Linked DNA regions of Homo sapiens: region 2 is linked to region 1. A link is an interaction called in ENCODE POLR2A ChIA-PET data of the cell type or tissue named here. Cell type or tissue: Panc1. All regions are shown on one strand. Links, peaks and the distances in the headings refer to the core of each region. The heading gives the core; the rest is flanking DNA.

Region 1 (10,174 bases), core at 1,948-6,947:
CATATGATTGATATGGTAGATGCTATGATAATCCCCTTTCAGTAAGTGCCCATCCCAGCTGCTGGGAGTGCTTGGGGCATATGACTTTTAGCTGTCAGCCCCTTCAGGGAATGTCCCATCTGCAGAGAGCCACCTTGTCCAAGGTCATGCCCCTTCTTGAGAAGCCCACAGCCCTGACTGATTGATACAGAAGTAAAAGGCTTGATGACCTAGGCTCACTCGGGACACTTCTTAAGGACCACTCCAGCTCCCGATCTCCCCATGTGTCATCTGCATCTGTGGTTCATTGTAGCTCCTGCTTTCTTCTTCTCTCTTCCACAGGTGTTGAGCCAAGGGCATTCCTGAGTGTGAAACTTTAGCTCAGAGATTGCTTCCGTGAGAACTCAACTCATGAGAGTTGGGTAGAAAATTATTCACAGTAAAGGTGCTGCATAAAGTAGGCCTTGGGTACAAAGTAGGATTTCAACACAACAGCCAGGTAGTTATTTTCAGAAAAGCAGTTTCTACTGTTCTGTGGAAGGTCTTGAAGACTAGATGAGTCTGTACACAGTGGAGAAATCAAGATCCACTGAAGGCTTTAAGCAGAGGCATCACATGAAGCAGGCTGTGCCTTGGAAAAATGGTGTGGTCATACTATTAGGCTGAATAATGAGGATGGAAGCAAAAGTCCAGGAGGCCATGGAGGAGACAGTGGTCCAGATAATTTCCATCATCAGAGCGTTAGGCTTTCAGGCAGAAAACAGGTTTGAATCCTGGCTCTGCCACTTCCTCTGAGAGATTTTGGGAAGTCACTTAATTCCTCCAAATCTCACTTTCTTTCTCTGCCAACTAAAATAATATTTATAGTGTGCAATGTGTGGGAGTTTGCAAAGCATTAACACACATACACACACACACTCACACACACACACACGCACACACACGCACATATAAATCCCTAAACAAACATAAGTTCTAGTTGTGGAGATAAAGAGGGGTGACCTAGAGCAGTGGTTGGCAAATTCAGTTAGCCTGGGGTTTTTTTTTGTAAATAAAATTTTACTGGAACATAACCATATCCATTCATTTAGATTTCATCCGTGGCTACTTTCAAGCTACAATGGCAGAGATGAGTGGTTGCAATCAAGACCATATGGACCCACAAAACCCAAAATATCTGCGATCTGGCCCTTTCCATAAAGAGTTTGCCACCTCCTGATCCTGAGTATCATAACAGAAGTAAAAAGAGGTGACTGATATAAAGGATAGAACAGGGGTAAAATCTATAAGACCCAGCAACGCTCGGGATTAGGGAAACAGAATGACATGAAAAAGAACAAATAACTCTGGGATTTCCACTGGGGTCCTCGTGAGAGTGGTATTGTCTTAACCCCACTGAATAAATTAAGAAGGATAGTTTCATTTAATGACTGGTGCATTTTGAATTTCAGATGCTAGTAAAACTGTTCAGCAGGCAGATGAAAATGTGAATTTGGTTCTTTGGCAAGAGCTCAGAGATGTTTTCATTTTTGGAACAGTGTACATAGACATGAAAAAATAATGAAAAACTGGTGATTCTGTGGGCAATATAAATAATCTCAATTTTAATCTCCCACTTTTAAATGGATCAAGTTCTGTCTTACATTTGAGAAGTTATCCAAAGGTTTTAATGCTTAAAATTGGAGAGTTAAGGTAAGACTTTGCTAATTATTATCATACAAGCAGAAAATGAGAAAAGGGCAGTGATATTTTATTGTTGCTAGAAAGGAAATGTTTTAGAACCTGGCAAAGGCCCCTGCAATGGAGGGCATTTGACTATGTTGCTGACACTAAGCCACATTTGAAATTCATTGTTCAACGGCTGCACACTAGCACGTCCCAAGTGATGTGGGTCCCGTGAGATATTGAACAGTTTTCTACAAATCAAAGGATTTCAAAGTTAAACCAGATTAAAGAAATTTAAAGCTGTCTTTATTGTGGGACTTCTCAGATCCTTTAGTATGGTAATAAGCATTGGGAATACCCCAATGCCCCAAGAGGTAGACACAGTAAGAAGATAAGAAAAGTAAGGTTTAAAGCAGTCACTTGCCCAGGATTACACAGTTATTAAGAAGGAGAGCCAGGAGTCAAATTTAGAAAATCTGCTTCAGAGTTCTCAGCAATGACACTCACCTACCAACCCAGCTTTATTGGGATATAATTGACAAATAAAAAGTGCATATATTTAAAGTGTACAACGTACTGTTTTGATATATGTATATGTTGTGAGATGATTACCACAATCAAGCCTACCCATAACCTCATCTACTTACCTTTTCTGTGCTCGTATTTGGTGAGAATACTTAAGATCTACTCTCTTAGCAAATTTTAAGTAAACAAAACACTATTATAATATTATCTCTAATTACCAGGCTGTACATTTGATCTCTATAACTTATTCATCTTATAACTGAAAGTCTGTACCCTTTGACCAAAAGTTTGTACCCTTGACACTTTCCTAATAATGATGGTGATAAGAGAGGATAATGATGTGTTGGTGAAAACTGTCATTACTGCCGAGCAGTCCCTGTAATACTTGATGTCCCTTGAAAAGCTGTGGTAATTCTTACACCAGGGTATCAGTTACCTGGTGTCAAAACAATGCTGTGTCAACCACCCAAAACTCAGTAGGATACAATAACAAGCATGTATTCAGTCTAATGCATCTGCAGGTTGGCTGGGATAGCTTTGCTGATCTCATTTGTGTTTGACTTCAGGCTGCAGATCCAAATTAGGTCTGCTCTGTAGAGCTCTCATTTGTCTGAGACCAGCCACTGGGACCAGTGGCATATCTGTGATGCCTCCATTTGTGTCACACCTGCAATATTCATTGGCCAAAGCAAGTCACATGCCTGGACCCAAATCAAAGGGCAGGGATGTATACCTCTAGAGGAGAAATCTGCAAAGTAACAAGGCAAAAACTATGCATACAAGAAAGGGAGAAGAAATGGAAGCCATTATTCCATCTACCACGACCCATGTGTAAAATTCATCATGGGAATATGCAATAAAAATTTAATCTATGCTGTTTAAATAATCCACAGAGCCTTGGCACTATGAATTCAAGTTCAGATAATGCATTATATGACAATAAACTTTTATTCATCTTATCCCAACTTATTTTCAGAATCTGCCCAAGCCTAGGCTAAATAAGGTATGTACTCTAGGAATATAGCTCTAAGGATTAGCTAAATGAATTAGTAAGTGGTCAAGTCCTTTGGTTCAAGCATCAGAATTATTCACTTGGCCTCTCTGTTAATGCTTCTATGGCTCTCAGGCTGCCACACTTGGGTGCTGCTCTTCCATCACCCCTCCCAGGCCAGCAGGACTTAAGGTTTGAATCGAGGTTAAAGTTGTAGGAGACTAGATATGGCCCACTTGCTTGTGTGTGCATGAGAATCCCTGAGCCTGAGAGGGCTGTCTGGGCCAAGGGTCCAGGGGAATGGTTAGAGAAGAGTGAAGAGCAGAAAACTGGCAAAATGAGCGGAGGGAGGAGGAGGGTTTAGTAAATAGACCCTGAAAGGAGTCCTCTGAGAAAATGAACGAAAGGAGGCTAACCTTTCTGTGAAGCTCTCGTGGCCTAGATCTCCAAAGGTTAAGGAAGTTGGAATAATATCTCTGAAACTGGCCGGGCGCAGTGGCTCACACCTGTAATCCCAGCCGTTTCGGAGGCCAAGGTGGGCGGATCACTTGAGGTAGCGAATGCGAGACCAGCCTGGCCAACATGGCGAAACCCTGTCTCTACTAAAAATATAAAAATTAGCTGGGTGTGGTAGTGCACACCTGTAATCCCAGTTACTAGGGAGACTGAGGCAAAAGAACTGCTTGAAGCCAGGGGGTGGACGGTTGCAGTGAGCCAAGTTCGTGCCACTGCATTCCAGCCTGGGTGACAGGGCAAGACTCTGTCTCAAAAAAAAAAAAAAAAATCTCTGAAACTTACAAGAGTCCTTGATGACTCTGATGATGGTGATAATGAATGAATGAAATATTTGATACATGAAAGAGAATATATATAGCATATATAAACTTTGAAAATATTATAAAATGAGCTTGTGACCTCGTCACTCAACTTAAACCACTATATTACATTTACTGGTATGCTCCGCCTCCTTCCTGAAGAAAACTACTATGATAATGTTGCACTTACTCTCTTGCTGTTTTTTAAAAATATTACATCCTGTATGTACATAGCCTTGAACAATGTGTTGCCTAGTTTTCCTCGTATTTGAGTTTTATAGAAGTGCTGTCATGGCATATCGTGGCACCTTGTCATCATTATGTTCCTGAAATTCTTTCGTGGTTTGGGAGCTGCTGAGTTTCATTCACTTTCACTGCTCCAGTATATGCTTTATTAGAAATACACCATAGTGTATGTATTTCTTCTCTTGTCCATAAACATTTAGGCTGTTCTGTGTTTGCTATTATGAACAATTTTGTTCTGAGCAAACTTCTATGTGTCTCCAGGAACACAGTGACCAAGAGTTTCTCTGGACTATGTAATTCAGAGTGGAGTTTCTGAGTTATAAGGTTTTCAACTATCGCTTGAAATTTTATTCCATAGTGGTTGTATCTGTTTATAAAGCCACTAGCAGAGGATGAGAGTTTTTGCTGAACCACAGTTTCATCAACACTGTGTACTACCAAAATTCTAAATGTTTGCCAATCAAGAAGATATAAAACAAATCCCATTATAGTTTTTATTTGTATTTCCCTGATTACTGATAAGGTTGAGCATCTTTTCACAGTTTAATTCACCATGTATGTTTCCTCTTCAGTGAACTATTTATTTCTTTTGCTTATTTTCTAATTTCTGTTAGTTTCTTTCTTATCAACTTATCATAGTCTGCTATTAATACTGAATATTAATCTCTTGCCAATTATGCGTGATATGAATATCTTGTCCCATTGAGTGGCTTTACCTTTCCACTCCTTTTTGAGTGACCTTTGGTAAACAGAAATGCCCAGCCTTGAGGTAGTCAAATGTATCAAACTTTTCTTTGTATGCGTGTGTGTCTTCTTTAAGGGATCTATTCCTTCCTCAAGTTTATAAAGATATTCTCTTTGTCTCCGAAAAGTCTTGAAGTTTTGCTTTGTGCAATCTATTGGGGATTTTTTTTTTTTTTTTTTTTTTTTTTTTTTTTTTTGCCTGTCATGTGAAGCAGGGATTCATTAAATATGTTATCTCAATCAACATATTTAATGAGAGAGACACTCTCACTCACTCACCTCCTTAGTCATCTGCAATGCCACCTCTTCCTCATATCAGATTGCCTCGTGTGTGAGATATTGCTGGGCCCTCTATGCTGTTGCATTGATCAGTGTGTCTTTCCCTGCACCAAAACCACACCATCGCAATTACTCTGGCTTTATAATAAGTCTTGATATCTGGTAGCTCTCCTGGTAACTGGGCTACAACTAGATTTTGAGGGAAAGAATGAGGTTCAAACATTCTAATTAAGAGAATGAGAGATAGAAAGATGTTAAGGGTTTAGGTCCACTGTTTATTTACAAATAATATCTATTATCTAACTTCTGCCCCTTACGACTGGTCTAAGGTAGCTGCCATTGGAAATACACACGAGTTACTTTAGCTGTTGCTTATACCCTATTATCAGGTCATTGAACTGTTGCTTTAAAACACAGATAATTCAGACTTCCCAGTGATTCAGATGAAGGTAGTGATTTGGTTTTCTGCTTTTGCTCCAAGACATCAGCTATTTTGCAAAAAATGATCAACACTTTCTGCTCCATTAGAAAATAAAGGCACGTGAAGATGTTAACTTCTGTGCTTATTCTGAAGGGGCTTTAATGCTAACATGTCTTGCATTTCTTCAGTATTATTTATATAGAACTTCATGTTTATAAAGCTAAGACAAGGTGCCTGGATGAACTGGAAGCTTTCTCAGGCGGGTCCTAGGAACTCTGCTATGAACTCTCTTGGCTCTCTATGGACCACACATTTTATAATTCATTCTGTATAAACAACACAAATCTTCTGAGCATTTTCTGTGCAGTGAATGTTGAATAAATTCTTTTCAGTGGTGACATTGACTCCTTAGGCTGTTTATTTGGACTTCCTCAGTAGAGATATATTCATACAAACCAAATAATCTTAAATGTTGTGCCCGGGATGTATTGTAAGTCATGTTTATGAATGGAGTTTTATATTCTCTATGAAGGTGCAGAAAGAGAATATAGTACACATAATGCTCAGTCCAGTCAGGTACATGGTAGAGTGCATAAAAAGTAGCCCTGGGCATGTGAAATGTGTATCTATAGAAATGCATATTTTAAAGAACTTTGAAAATTGGCTAGTGAAAAATATTAAAGTTGAAAAGATTGGCAATGTATATTTAAAAATCACTATCTACTAGAGGGAACATGAATATGGTTCAAGAGAGGGAATCAATAGTTAGTAAGGATAAAATGGATAAGAAAAGAAAATTGAAATACAGGCAGGAAATATATTCAGGCAAGAGAAGTGATGTAATGAAAAGAAAGCAGAATTGAAACCACAGCCTCTTCCATAACAAATGTAAGTGTTAAAATCATAGCGGATGATTTTTTCAGTAATTTTGGCTAGAGCAGGAAAAGGGGGTGTCTATAGAACAGCACTTTTAGTGTTTGCTGAGGTGGACAAAAGCAATCACAATTAATGAGCTCCAGCAGGGGGCAAAGGCAAACAAAGGAAGTTTGATTTTTGCTGTGATTACAAATTAAGAGTAGCTCAAAATCCGTTCTCTAAAGCTTGTTGGGTGCTCCCAGTTTCCCAGCTTCCCCTCCTCTCTACCCAGGTTCCCAGAGCACCCATAAACTCTCTTCCCTCTCCACTTGTAAAATATCCTTTCAGATCACACTTTTCTTGGTGCCCTGCAACCTAGGAAAATCTCTCCACTCAACAGTCTACCAGTAACACAAACTCTGCATTTAGGGACACATTGGCCACAATAAATTAGAAGGAAATTTTACCAAAAGAAAATAAGTATAATGTTTACATTTTTAGATCTGTATTTATAGATATAAATGCAAATGCAACTGATAAGGGATGGCAGTTATATAATAATCAAAATTCTTCAATATTATTTATAATTCTTGTATCAATAGAGTTGCAAGAGTTAGCAAATAAAATACACGATGCCCAGGTAAATAAATTGCAAAGAAACAGCTGTTTAGTATAAGTACATCCCATGCAATATTCAGGATGTACTAATACTAAAAAATTATTCATTGCTCTGTAGAGTACAACGAAAGCCCGGACATCTCACAGAATAAACAAAAATAGTTCTTAAAAGTTGAGGAAGCATCAATACTGTACATAATTCTACTTCAATATTTATATGCCTCTAACACCCACTAAGGTTCTTCAGGAATGTTCTCAGCTCTCTGAGACGGGATTTTCTCACCTTTCTCTCTCCTGGTCATTCAGGAGTCCCCAAAGCTTCTTGTCAACCCTAGATATTATCAGAGATTCTCTAAGGCTCCTTCTCATGCTTGTTGGTTCTAAGTGCAACTCTGTTGAGACCACAGACCTCTCTAGAAAGAGGCTGCTGGATTTGAGGCTCCTCCATTCAAAGGGCCAACCCTTTCCTGAGATTCCACCGCTTCTGAGCGCTCCAGCAGTCGCTGCCTTGCACATGGTTGGACCTCCCCAGTACAACGTTGAACACAGCAGTGACAGCAGATGTCCTTGTTTCATTTGCAATCTCACAGAGAAAGCTTTCAATATTTCTTTTTTCTTTTTTCTCTACCTCCAGGTTCAAACGATTCTCCTGCCTCAGCCTCCTGAATAGCTAAGATTACAGGTATGTACCACCACGTCTGGCTAATTTTGTATTTTTAGTAGAGACAGGGTTTCTCCATGTTGGTCAGGCTGGTCTCGAACTCCCAACCTCAGGTGATCCACCCATCTCGGCTTCCCAAAGTGCTGGGATTACAGGCATGAGCCACCACGCCCAGCCAAAGCTTTCAATATTTCTACACGGAGTTGGAGCTAGATTTTTTTTTGGAGATACACTTAATTAAATTTGCAAAGTTTCCTTCCATTCCTCATTTGCTAACAATTTTTATCAAGAATGGGGGCTTATTCTATCTAATATTTTTTCTGCAGCTATTGAGATGATCATTTGGGTGTTCTTCTTTATTCTGATAATGTGAAGAATTACATAGTTTTTCAAATACTGGTCTTGTATCCCCAGAAGAAACCCAAAGTGATCACAAAGAATCATTTTCTGATATTTTGCTGAGGATTTTGAAAATCTATTTTTATGGAAGAGGTGGGCCCATGCTTTTCTTTCTGCCTATCAGTTTCTGAAAGGGATTTGTTAAAATTTATACCTATGATTGTAGATATGGCTATTTCTATTTTTCAGTTCTGTTAATTTTTTTCCTTTTTTTTTTTTTTTTTTTTTTTTTTTTTTTTTTGGAGACAGAGTTTTACTCTGTCGCCCGGGCTGGAGTACAGTGGAGCGATCTCAGCTTACTGAAACTTCCACCTCCTGGATTCAAGCAATTCTCCTGCCTCAGCCTCCCGAGTAGCTGGGACTACAGGCGCCTGCTACCACGCCTGGCTAATTTTTGTATTTTTAGTAGAGTTGGAGTTTCACCATATTGGCCAGGCTGGTCTCAAACTCCTGACCTTGTGATCCACCTGCCTTAACCTCCCAAAGTGCTGGGATTACAGGCATAAGCCACCACACCCAGCCAATTTTTTCTCTTTCTACAGTGTAAGCCTATGTTATTTATTTCACACAAATTCAGGATTGAATTTGCTAGATCTTTGTCCTTATAAAATGTTCCTCTTTATCTCTAGTACTATCTCGTGTTGAAGTCCATTTTTCGTCAGAATAACTATCTTAGTTTTCATTATCTTAATGTGTGCATTGTATATGTTTTTCCACCTTTTTATTTTTAATTTTTCTATTTTCTTCATATCTAAGGTAAGTCTCGTGTGAGTGGCATATTCGTGTTTTTTTGTTCTTTTTGTTTTTTTGTTTTGTTTTGTTTTTGTTTTTGTTTTTGTTTTTGTTTTTGTTTTTGAGTCAGGGTCTCACTCTGTTGCCCAGGCTGGAGAGCAGGGACACAATCTTGGCTCACTGCAGCCTCAACTTCCCAGGCTCGGGCGATCCTACCACAGCCTCAGGAGTAGCTGAGACTTCAGGCGCAGGCCACCATGCTCAGCTATTTTTTTGTATTTTTAGTAGAGAAAGGGTTCCGCCTTGTTGCCTAGGATGGTCTTGAACTCCTGGGCTCAAGCAATCCACCTGCCTGGGCCTCCCAAAGTGCTGGGACTAAGGCATGAGCCACCACACCTGACCAATGTTTTGTTATTTATTAACAAACAAAGTTACCTTTCATTTGGAGTTTTTCGTTCAATTACATTGAATATAATTACCAATATGTTTGAGTTTGAATTTGCCATCTTGCCATTTGTTTTCTACATGTCCCACCTATTATTTGTTCTTTTGTGTTTTCCTATCTTTTTAGCTTAATCAGATATTTTTAGTTATCTCATTTGTTCTCCTAATAGCTTGTAAATGGTATATCCTTCTATTATCTCTCATAGTCTTCTAAACAAACTCTTGAGATTGGTTTGTTAAATAATGTTTAAATGTATCTCTTTAACATTTTATCAGTGATGCTTTTGAAAGTACAAATGATTCAAACCAGAAAACATTTAGCTGTGATATATGAGTCCATGTTAGACTTCATATTTACTGGAAGAGAAAGTCTTTCCAGGAAACACTGCGCTATGGAAGTTTACATTCTCATTCCTGAACCATCAGTATAAATTATTGCAAATTCATCATTAAGAATGCTGTAGCTAAAAAATCCCATGCCAGGGACCACTCACCGAAGTTCTCTGGGGAAAAAACGTGTATATAAAGTGAAAAGGCTGAGTTCTTCAGGAAGGAGTGAAGGTTGTAATGATGGACTTCACTAGGAAACCAGAATATATATGGAGATTCCTGAAGGATATTTATGAGGACTTGGCCCCCATATTCTACCATAAGATGGACCCCTGGCTGCACTTGCCATGGGGAAGTCTATGGATAGCCTAATCTACCTCCGGCTCTACTTGATGGACTAGCAGAAAATTTACATGGGAGTCCCTAACTCACCCAGGGTTTAGCTACCATGGCATAGATGGTGGCATGGC
Region 2 (10,174 bases), core at 3,191-8,190, 71 kb before region 1:
CTCTTGTCAGCTCTTCTAGCCCCTTCTCGCGCTTTCTGCTTTTCCTTTTGATGATGGGGAGGTGGCAAAACACAGTTCATTTCTCTCTTTGGCAAAGTGTGAATGGCATGGCTTGTGGCACCTTCTCTCTTGGTTTAGAGAACAGGCTTTGGAGTTAGAGTGGCTTTGCCTCTCCTTTAGCCTTACACGGTTGTTCTGAGGATTAGGTAGCTTGATACTTGTAAAACATATAGAACAAGGACTGGCACATAGCATGTACTTAGTTAATGTTAGCCATTATTATTACCTATTTTTGCAGATATAGAAGGCTGTCAAAGATATATTGCTAAAGGGACAAAAAGCAAGATACAAAACTATGTATTAAAACAGCTTGATTTTGTGCAAAGCAAATGTCTGAGGATATGTGGTGGTTACATCTGAGGAACAGGACTGGGGTTTAGGGGAGAAGGCTAGGCAAGTGGCTTTTACTTTATTATCTAATATTTTTGTAGTAATTGATTTTTTATTATAAAAAGTATACTTTTATAGTAATGAAATTACAAGGAATAGTTTAGAAAGTCCATACTTTCCATCATGTCATTTTTTTAAAAAGGCATGATGATTTCAACATAACCTCTTTTCATATTTTTTCATCCTTAAATTCGGAAGTATCATCCAAAAACTTCTCCTGGGGGTAAAGAAACATGTATCTAAAACCCAGCAATTCCCCAGATTTTCATTTCTTTGCTGTGCCATAGTCAAATAAAAGTTTTTAAAATTACATGCTATTTTAATTCCACAGTTACAAAATTATTCTAGTTATTCTTTCATCTCTCCATATACATATATAGAGTTGTCTGGAATGCTGTTCACCCACCAGATATAAACAACGCATTTGGCTTCATTGTTGCTGACTTCATTGCAAAGCATTGCTTAAATTTTTATAATAAGCATTTTTATAAAAACAATGAAATCATTGCTTAAAATTGGAGATGAGAAGTGTTAGTTCACTTTTCTGTTTAGAAGTAAACATGGCCGGGTGTGGTGGCTCACGCCTGTAATCCCAGCTCTTTGGGAGGCCGAGGCAGGTGGATCACGAGGTCAAAAGATGGAGACCATCACAGCCAACATGGTGAAACCCTGTCTCTACTAAAAATACAAAAATTAGCTGGGCATGGTGGCACACGCCTGTAGTCCCAGCTACTCAGGAGGCTGAGGCAGGAGAATCGCTTGAACCCGGGAGGCAGAGGTTGCAGTGAGATCTTGCCACTGCACTCCAGCCTGGCGACACAGCGAGACTCCATCTGAAAAAAAAAAAAAAAAAAAAAAAAAAAGGAGGAAACACAGTACCCAGCATCTAATCTTTCCCAGACATTTAGGATGCTGAACTTCTTCAGGATTATGAAGGTCAGTAGCTGTTGTGCAGTATCTGTTGCTCATGAAAGAGGTGAGAAGTAGACTATGTGGCTACCGAATCGGGATGACAAAAATATTTTAAATGATGACCGCATATTAACATACAGTCTACCATCCTTTCCTCTTGTTTTTTATTTATTTTTTTTCTTAGCAGGTAGAGGCTCTTTATGTTTAATTAAGGATTTTGATTAATTGAATTGGTATTTTTCAATAGTGTATGTAACTGGTTGAGAATCATTAATATTGTACAGTGTTAGAGCATAGTAGCTTTGATCGTCATTTAAATACAACTGTTTCCTTGCCCAGCAATTATACACCACTATCATGAATCAGATAAGAACACAAATCTGGAAAGAACTTGCAGTCCCCTGGTAAATACTTCATGAAGGCAATGGGAGCTTGCCAATTAGACAATCATCTCTGCATAAGATATATTTCCAACGAGTAACTGCATTATACAGTCCTTAGCACATTATGCCCCTCGGGATATGATGATAATTGACTGTGTCACAGAAGAAACAATTTTGAAGAAACTGGGACTAAGCTGATTATCAACTGAATCTTTAGAACGGGGTTAGCAAATGATGGCCCAAGGGCCAAATCTGGCCCGCTGCCTAATTTTGTCCAGTGTATGAGCTAAGAATGGTTTTCAAGTTTTAAGTGACTGGGGAAAAAAATCAAAAGTAGAATAACATTTCTGACATGTAAAAATTATATGAAATTCAGATTTCCTGTCCCTGAAGTTGTATCAGAACATAGCAGATTCATTCATTTATACATTGTCTGCAGCTGCTTTTGCACCACAGTATCAGAGTTGAGTAGTTGTGACACAGAAGATAAGAGAAGAAAATACTGACTATCTGACTCTTTATAGAAAAAGTTTGCTGACCCCTCCTTTAGACTCAGGTACAAGTTATTTGTGTGCATGTCTGCTTATGAATGGATAATGCTTTTGTGTTAGAAATACATCTGGCCAGTTGATGTGGCCATCAAAGGAGGTGCAATACTTCATATTCTTCTATTTTCCTCACTCCCTTCTCAAAGTCAAAAGAAAGCTATTGAGTGAGAAAAATTAAGAGTATTGGAAGGGACCATAAGAAAAATCATGGTAACAGAAAAGACCTACACATTACCTCCGAAGCTTGTAAATTACTAACTCTAATTTTAAGCCCTAAAATCAGATTAGCTCTCTACTTTTTAAAATTTGAAATTATTTATTCTCTGTGTCTGAGAAATATTTTGAGAGGCAAGAGCATTTGTTCTTGTGACTCTTACAAGATACAGTGGCTGGCCGGGCACGGTGGCTCACGCCTGTAATCCCAGCACTTTAGGAGGCCGAGGCAGATGGATCACGAGGTCAGGAGTTCAAGACCAGCCTGGCCAAGATGATGAAACCCCATCTCTACTAAAAATACAAAAATTAGCTGGGCATGGTGGCAGATGCCTGTAATCCCAGCTACTCAGAAGGCTGAGGCAGAGAATTGCTTGAAGCTGGGAGGCGGAGGTTGCAGTGAGCCGAGATCGCACCACTGCACTCCAGCCTGAGTGACAGAGCAAGACTCCATCTCAAAAAAAAAAAAAAAAAAAAAAATTAAATACAGTAGCACACCAGATGGAGTCTCTTTGTTCAGTGCTATCACCATATTGAATGGTGCTCTTTGGTGTATGCTTGCATTCAGTTGTAGATACGATATAATGCATGATTGGATAATAGGAAATACCTTTTAGTAGAATGTATGATTCTTGATAGGATATCCTGCCCATTGGCTTTGACAGTTGAATTAACCTATTTGGCTGACATTGACCCTCCTACTGACCACGATATATAAGAAAATATGAAATTAATATAAAAGCTATCTTGTACTGGTAGCAAGATAGCTACTGGTAGGAAACATTAACAATAGCATCGTAAAATATAGAATTGAAAATGTGAGTCATTTTGCTTTTAAATCTCTATCATGTACATGACTGACTTCAGTTGTTCTCTCTCCTCCCTTTTGTTCTGTTTCAGAGGTTGAAGGCTGCATTGACTCACCACCCTGCTGCCATGTCAAATGGGAACATGAACACCATGGGACACATGATGGAGATGATGGGCTCCCGGCAGGACCAGACGCCACACCATCACATGCACTCGCACCCGCATCAGCACCAGACACTGCCACCCCATCACCCTTACCCACACCAGCACCAGCACCCAGCACACCATCCTCACCCTCAACCCCATCACCAGCAGAACCATCCACATCACCACTCCCATTCCCACCTTCATGCACACCCAGCACATCACCAGACCTCGCCACATCCGCCCCTGCACACCGGCAACCAAGCACAGGTAGACCTTTTCCGTGATCTCTTTCCCCTTCTTATTCTCCTTCTTAACAGTGCAAGCTCTAATGCTGGGGTCATTTGCAGCAATCTTGTTTGACAAGCCCAGGTGTTCTATCTCACATTCTAGGGGCTCTGTTTATCTCCTAGGAGGCAAGCCTTACCCATAAGACCCTACCAGATCATAATTTCTATAAATAATACACTAAAAAATATCAGGTCTAGTCTCTAAGGGCAAGCATAAACTTTAAGTTCTCCAAAATCTATTTTTGCAGTGTGTCAGAAAGTTAGCCCCTCTCAAAAGTAATATGAATCAATGGATTAGGAAGAACTTAAGCTTGTGAAGAAAGATGTGAATTAAGAATGAGAAAAACGAGTTAATTCTAACCCTGGTTCTAGCTGCTATGTTTTAAAACATCATAGAGACTCAATTTTGTCACCTGTAAAATGGAAGTTAAATACAACAGGCAATCTTCTGAGTAACAGTGAATGTTAAAAATCTAAAGAGTAACAATTCAAGGCAGACAAAGAAGCTCCATCATGGATGCTAGGGCGTAAGGTGCTGTGTAAATGGTGAAGAGAGGTGACTCATCCCCCTGAATGAGAAATGCGTTGGAGGGAACAGAAAGAGAGCCAAGTTCTGTAGATGATCAGACCAAGAGAAAGGCCAAATCCCAGTGGGTGAGAGTCACCAGGAGTGGCTGCAAAGAAAGCCAGCATTTAGACAAAACTGAAAGAGGGTTGGGGGACCAGGCAGACATTATGTCACCCACGGCCAAGAAGAGAGGCGAGTCCTGTACTGGAGTGAGTTTTAGTAAGTGGATGAAGGGCATGTCCAGGAGCATGGCTGGGCCTAGACACTTTGGATCCTCAAGCAGAATGACTTTCATCCATACCTTCCACCCAGTCCACACTGCCAGCTTCCAACCAGCTGAATCAGAAGGGTGTCGGAAGCATGGAACCGCCAAAAAACACTTATTCACTGTCTCCTCTGTCATCTGCCTCTGGAGACGTGACTTTATACCCGGCAGCTTTTTGAACTCTTGAGCCCCCCTCCATTAACATGCACCAAACCTGGACAGCCATCCACAGAATGGGTCAGGCACAAGCAACTCTCGAAGCTATTCATTAGATAAACTGTCTTTTGCAAGGTTCTTAGAGGTGTTCTACATTGTGAATAAGAATTGAGCATTAGAATGAGATAACCTTAATTTTTTTCCTGCCTTCCTCACTGTGTGATTGTGAACAGAAACAACCTCTCTACCCCTCAGTTTTCCCATCTGTAAAATGGGGCTGGGTAATAGTAGACTAAACTCCTAGGCTCTTATGAGTATTAAATAAGAGAATCTCTGTAAAGCCCTTGACACAGTGTTCAAAATATGTTATTCCAAACCAGTAGAAGTTTAGCAAATTGTATAGCAATCAAATGCTATCCAGAGAACATTTTTAGTCACATTTTTAGTCAAACGCCATACTAGAACATGTATTTAGAAAGAAAAAAAAAAACTACAAAGTCAATGATGGGCAAATTGATTCACATTTGTACTTAGTTTATAAGGAAACGAGAACATCAAGGTTTGGTTGCCTTTATGGGCAAGTTATTTCACAGAGCAAGTTATATAACAATTCTTTGAATATAAAAGCCATTCACTAGCTAATTACCAATTAGCCAATTGCCCTCTGTTTCAAGTCAGTAAGTGGCCAATAGTATATGCAATTAGTTAATTGCTATTATAATTAGCTTTATGAACAGTTGCTTTTTTTAATTGTATGCTAAAAAGAAAGAGCCCAGGTTGGTCTTGCTAAAATTTGAACCAGATCATTTAGGCAGTATCCCAAAATACCACTCTTAAATTGTATTAACTTGGCTGATTACTGAGATCTTGCCATTTTGCTTAATTGTATGATTATCTGAAAGTAGGAATAGAATCCTTTGAACTCTGAGATTCTAAGGTGATTTGGAATAAAATCTGCCTTTTTGAAATTATAATTTATTACTTTTGATCAAAATTTTCAGAGCATCTATGCCAAGAGAATTCTGCTTTAAAAATAAAATTACAAGCGACAATAATTACCAGGTATACAAATTCTGGTTTTAGGGTTGTATTTGCATTTTCTCCTGGCTTCTTGTGCTCCTCCTGCATGTAAGGATGTGATTGTAGAGTGCTGGTTTCAAGGAATTTCTCTTAATCAATCCTGAACCTAATTACACCTGAAACCACGTCACTTATGCCTTTGGGTGAAGGCACAGGAAAAGTATCATGGGTTACAGGTTGATTAAACTTAGGGTAGGAGGATACAGAATTGAAAGATAAGTCCCTGCAATGGAGATTAAAAATCAATTTTTTCCTATTTGAGGGTTTTGTCTGGGGCTGGCAATAAGAGATTATAATTCACAAAAGGAAACAGTTAAAGGCAAAAATATCCGAGCAGTTAGCACATTCCCTCTTAATGCTTTTCTTTGCAGTAGTTAGCTCAGGAATTAGCATCTGGAATGACAAGTGCTAAGCCCCTGCCAATAACAAGGATGACGCCTTCACTAGCAACTCTGATGAGTAAGACCTTAGACAGTTAATTTATTTTGTTATTCCTCTATAATCGGGAGGAAAAGAGTCACCAACAAACAAACAGTTCTAGAAAATGTCTTTGCTGGCCTGGTGCGGTGGCTCACGCCTGTAATCTCAGCACTTTGGGAGGCTGAGGCGGGTGGATCACGAGGTCAGGAGTTCAAGACCTGCCTGGCCAAGATGGTGAAACCCTGTGTCTACTAAAAAACTACAAAAATTAGCCAGGCATGGTGGCAGGCACCTGTAATCCCAGCTACTTGGGAGGCTGAGGCAGGAGAATCGCTTGAACCTGGGCAGCAAAGGTTGCAGTGAACCGAAATCGCGCCACTGCACTCCAGGCTGGGCGACAGAGAGAGACTCCGTCTCAAGAAAAAAAGAAAATGTCTTTGCTTTGCATAAAATTACTAAGATGCAGTTCAACCTCAACCCTGGGCCTGATTCTTTTACAGTTAGTCATAGATGGTTTGATAGAGTTTTGGATTAAAATACATCACCATCAGTCAACTGATGTCAACCAGTAGCCATTATTAGTGCAATTACAGTCATTCTGATTGATTTCAATCATAGTGCTGCAATGTGGTAGAAAAGATTGTTGAGCTTCATTTTTAAAACTTTTGGCCTGTTATTTCTGCAGGTTAAATGTCTCTTGTAAAACAACTTTATAGGTATTACCGTCATAAACCTGAGTGACTAAGAAATGGGAGAGGAAAAAAAAAAACACCTTTTATTGAGAATGAAGAAGGAGGAAGGAGTGAAGTGCATGAGGGAAAGCATTAGGTGTCCAGACATATAAAGAAAAGAGTCAGGTGTAGAAATTTCACAAGGTGCTGTGTGTCTGCCTTATGAATAGAAATAAAGCTCTATGTGTGGGGGTCTCCAAGCCTTAGATGTTGCTGAGTCCCACACAGACCTTGCAAGGACTCTATAAGCATAGTAAAACTTTTTAATAAAGTGCTTTGCCACTCAGGATTTCCTTCTAATGTAACTGTATGGTAATGCACAAGCAACTCTCACTATCTCACACACACACAGTGTGACAGGGCTCAGTGCTGCTTCAGGCATCAATTTAATGCTTTCAAAGGCCCAGCTTCCCAATCACCTAGAAAGCTCTCCTGGATCTCCTTTCACCCTGGTGAGCGCTCTGAGGGGCAGGCAGGCCCGGCTGGAGTATGCAGGTCCAGCTAGTCCTCTGCATTAAGAACTGTGTAATAGTCAAAATAGGATTTCATCTGCTTTCCTGGCTTCATGGGCTTCTTTTCATAGGAGTCACAGTGGCAACGATGTCCCAGAGGTATGTTAGGAACACAATTTTACCACTATTAGAATGAAAGGAGCCCACAACCTGCTCAGAGGTTTTCTGTAGATGACAGATGAGTCATCCATATTGTGATAATAACCCTGACCTTTCTGTTTTCACCCTGTAGCCATACATTGGCTATTTTAAAGTTGTTCATTTGTTTTTGTTTTTGTTTTAGAGACAAGGTCTTGCTCTGTTGCCCAGGCTGGAGTGCAGTGGCACGATCATAGCTCATGGCAACCTCAACCTCCTGGGCTCAAGCAAGCCTCCCACCTCAGCCTCCTGAGTAGCTAGGACTACAGGCATGCGCCACCATGCCTGGCCAATTTTTCCTTTTTTTTTTTTTTTTTTTTTTTTTTTTTGTAGAGACAGGGTCTTGCTATGTTACCTAGGCTGGTCTCAAACTCCTGGCCTCAAGTGATCCTCCCGCCACACCTGGCCCTTACTTTAAAGTTTTTAAACACACCGTCAGTAAAACATTTTTAATAGTTGAAGGAGAAAAATAAATGTTTCCTCTACCATGATTCGGCCAAATGCCTGTCAGGGAAAAATCCATCTGACTACATCTTTTCACGAGTCATTCCTATATCTTGCCAACACATCATAGAATATAGGTCAGTGATGCTTTTCCTTTTCTTTCATGAGTGTGATTTCATCGTCTGTTTCATTCATAGGAGGCAAGTCTCATATGCTGACTGAAACGATAGACTTTCTGTGCTTTGCTTTTTAACATCAGCTTGGGTTTCTTCCCTTACCTAACCACGTCCTTCCCTATCCCCATCACCTCCTCCCTCTCTGGCCCAGCAGGTTTCACCAGCAACACAACAGATGCAGCCAACCCAGACAATACAGCCACCCCAGCCCACAGGGGGGCGCCGGCGAAGGGTGGTAGACGAGGATCCGGACGAGAGGCGGCGGAAATTTCTGGAACGGAACCGGGCAGCTGCCACCCGCTGCAGACAGAAGAGGAAGGTCTGGGTGATGTCATTGGAAAAGAAAGCAGAAGAACTCACCCAGACAAACATGCAGCTTCAGGTGCAGCCCACGGTGTCTTTCCCCGCGACTCAAAGGCCCTCTGCTCCACGGGCATTTCCGGCCCTGACAGGCACTTGTTGACCTAAGCAGTGATACCACACACTTAGTCCACAGAGGAGCCGCAGCCCCACTCCTCGAGTTTTATTAATTCCAGGACACCCTGCAAAACAAAATTAACCATTCAGTTTTCAATCAATTTGCCCACAAAGCTCTGAGAAGGGGGGACCTACCCCACTAAGTTGTAGGGGTGGGAGAACAGGCTTTAATCCGACAGAGATCCAAACCATGGTTCAGCAATTACTTGCTAGGCTTAACTCTCTGGCTCTCAGTTTCTTCCTCTACAGAATGGGAATAATAACTTTATAGAGTTGTTACGTTAGGAGCAATAAACAAACTAATGTCTCCAAAGCAGTTGCCCAGTGCCTGGCCCATAACAAACCTTCAGCTGAAAAGGAGCTTTTCATTAATTATATTCACTAGGTTGAGGGGGTTGCCTTGGCTTATACTTGATTATCTCTATTTTTGTTTCATGGAAGAAAGAAAGGTTGATGGTCATTATGTAGCTCTGAAAGAAAAGGCATGTTTTCATCTCATTTGCCAACTCACCAAGATTTGAATCTTGCTTAATTTTTGCTTTTTATGAATGTCTTAACTGGGGAGATTTTATAATGAGGCCCAGAAGTGTCTGGGAGTGTCTAAGAGGAAAGGAAGGAACTCTAGTACCCAGGCTTCTCCAATAGACTTTATAGATTATAATGATGCAGTTCAGAGCATTTGTTCTAATGTTAAAAATATGTGCACTATTTATCAGCAGAAAAAAAAAAAGGCAAGTAAATAGACATGTATGCAACCCACAGTCCAGGGATAGCATTAAGAGTTGTGGATTATACTCCAGTGCTTCCAGAAGCTGAGAGAATGGCCAAAGAGAGTGGGGCAGGGAGGAAATTACCCTACATAGTGAGACTGCATTTTAAGAGTTCATGGGGTCCGGGCGCAGTGGCCTACACCTGTAATCCCAGCACTCTGGGAGGCTGATCACTTTGGGAGGTGGCTGGATCACTTGAGGTCAGGAGTTTGAGACCAGCCTGGCCAAGGTGCAGAAACCCCGTCTCTACTAAAAACACAAAAAAAAATTGCCAGGTGTGGTGGTGCATTCCTGTAGTCCCAGCTACTCAGGAGGCTGAAGCAGGAGAATGGCTTGAATGCAGGAGGGAGAGGCTGTAGTGAGCCAAGATCGCACCACGGTACTCCAGCCTGGGCAACAGGGTGAGACTGTCTCAAAAAAATAAATAAAAAGAGTTAATGACTAGGCATTGGTAGGTCACTTTTATCTTCTTCCCACACCTAGTTCTCTGTGCATCCTTAGAAAGGAACAGTTAGGGTGCCAAACCCCAAAGCCTTTGCATATCCAGTTTCATTAAATGGAGATGGCTTGGGGTTTCCAGTGTACAAATTGAAAGTATATAAGGAAAGCATGTGTTGTATGAGGGCCTGAATTTCATAATTTATGGATGTTCATTTTTCCCCCTAAATGTGTCATTCTTTTTGTGAT

Evidence for each region. Peaks named below come from ENCODE experiments on the same cell type or tissue, not always from the same donor. Only the 100,000 strongest peaks of a DNase experiment are listed, where the experiment ranks them.
Region 2: POLR2A ChIA-PET joins it to region 1 with 20 read pairs; 2 of 35 experiments call an interaction of 5 or more read pairs at or near these places.

Annotation. Positions count from the first base shown.
Region 1 is chr7:28,872,709-28,882,882 of GRCh38, forward strand. No RefSeq gene overlaps it. Among named protein-coding and RNA genes, the nearest start is that of TRIL, 81 kb to the right of the region's middle. In Panc1, for the core only: no CTCF peak of the experiment used is centred there; no DNase peak of the experiment used is centred there; H3K27me3 peaks cover 612 bases.
Region 2 is chr7:28,800,793-28,810,966 of GRCh38, forward strand. CREB5 (cAMP responsive element binding protein 5) reads left to right here. Exons shown (of 11, transcript NM_182898.4): 8 at 3,407-3,730; 9 at 8,395-8,622. Among named protein-coding and RNA genes, the nearest start is that of TRIL, 150 kb to the right of the region's middle. In Panc1, for the core only: no CTCF peak of the experiment used is centred there; a DNase peak (open chromatin) is centred at 6,245.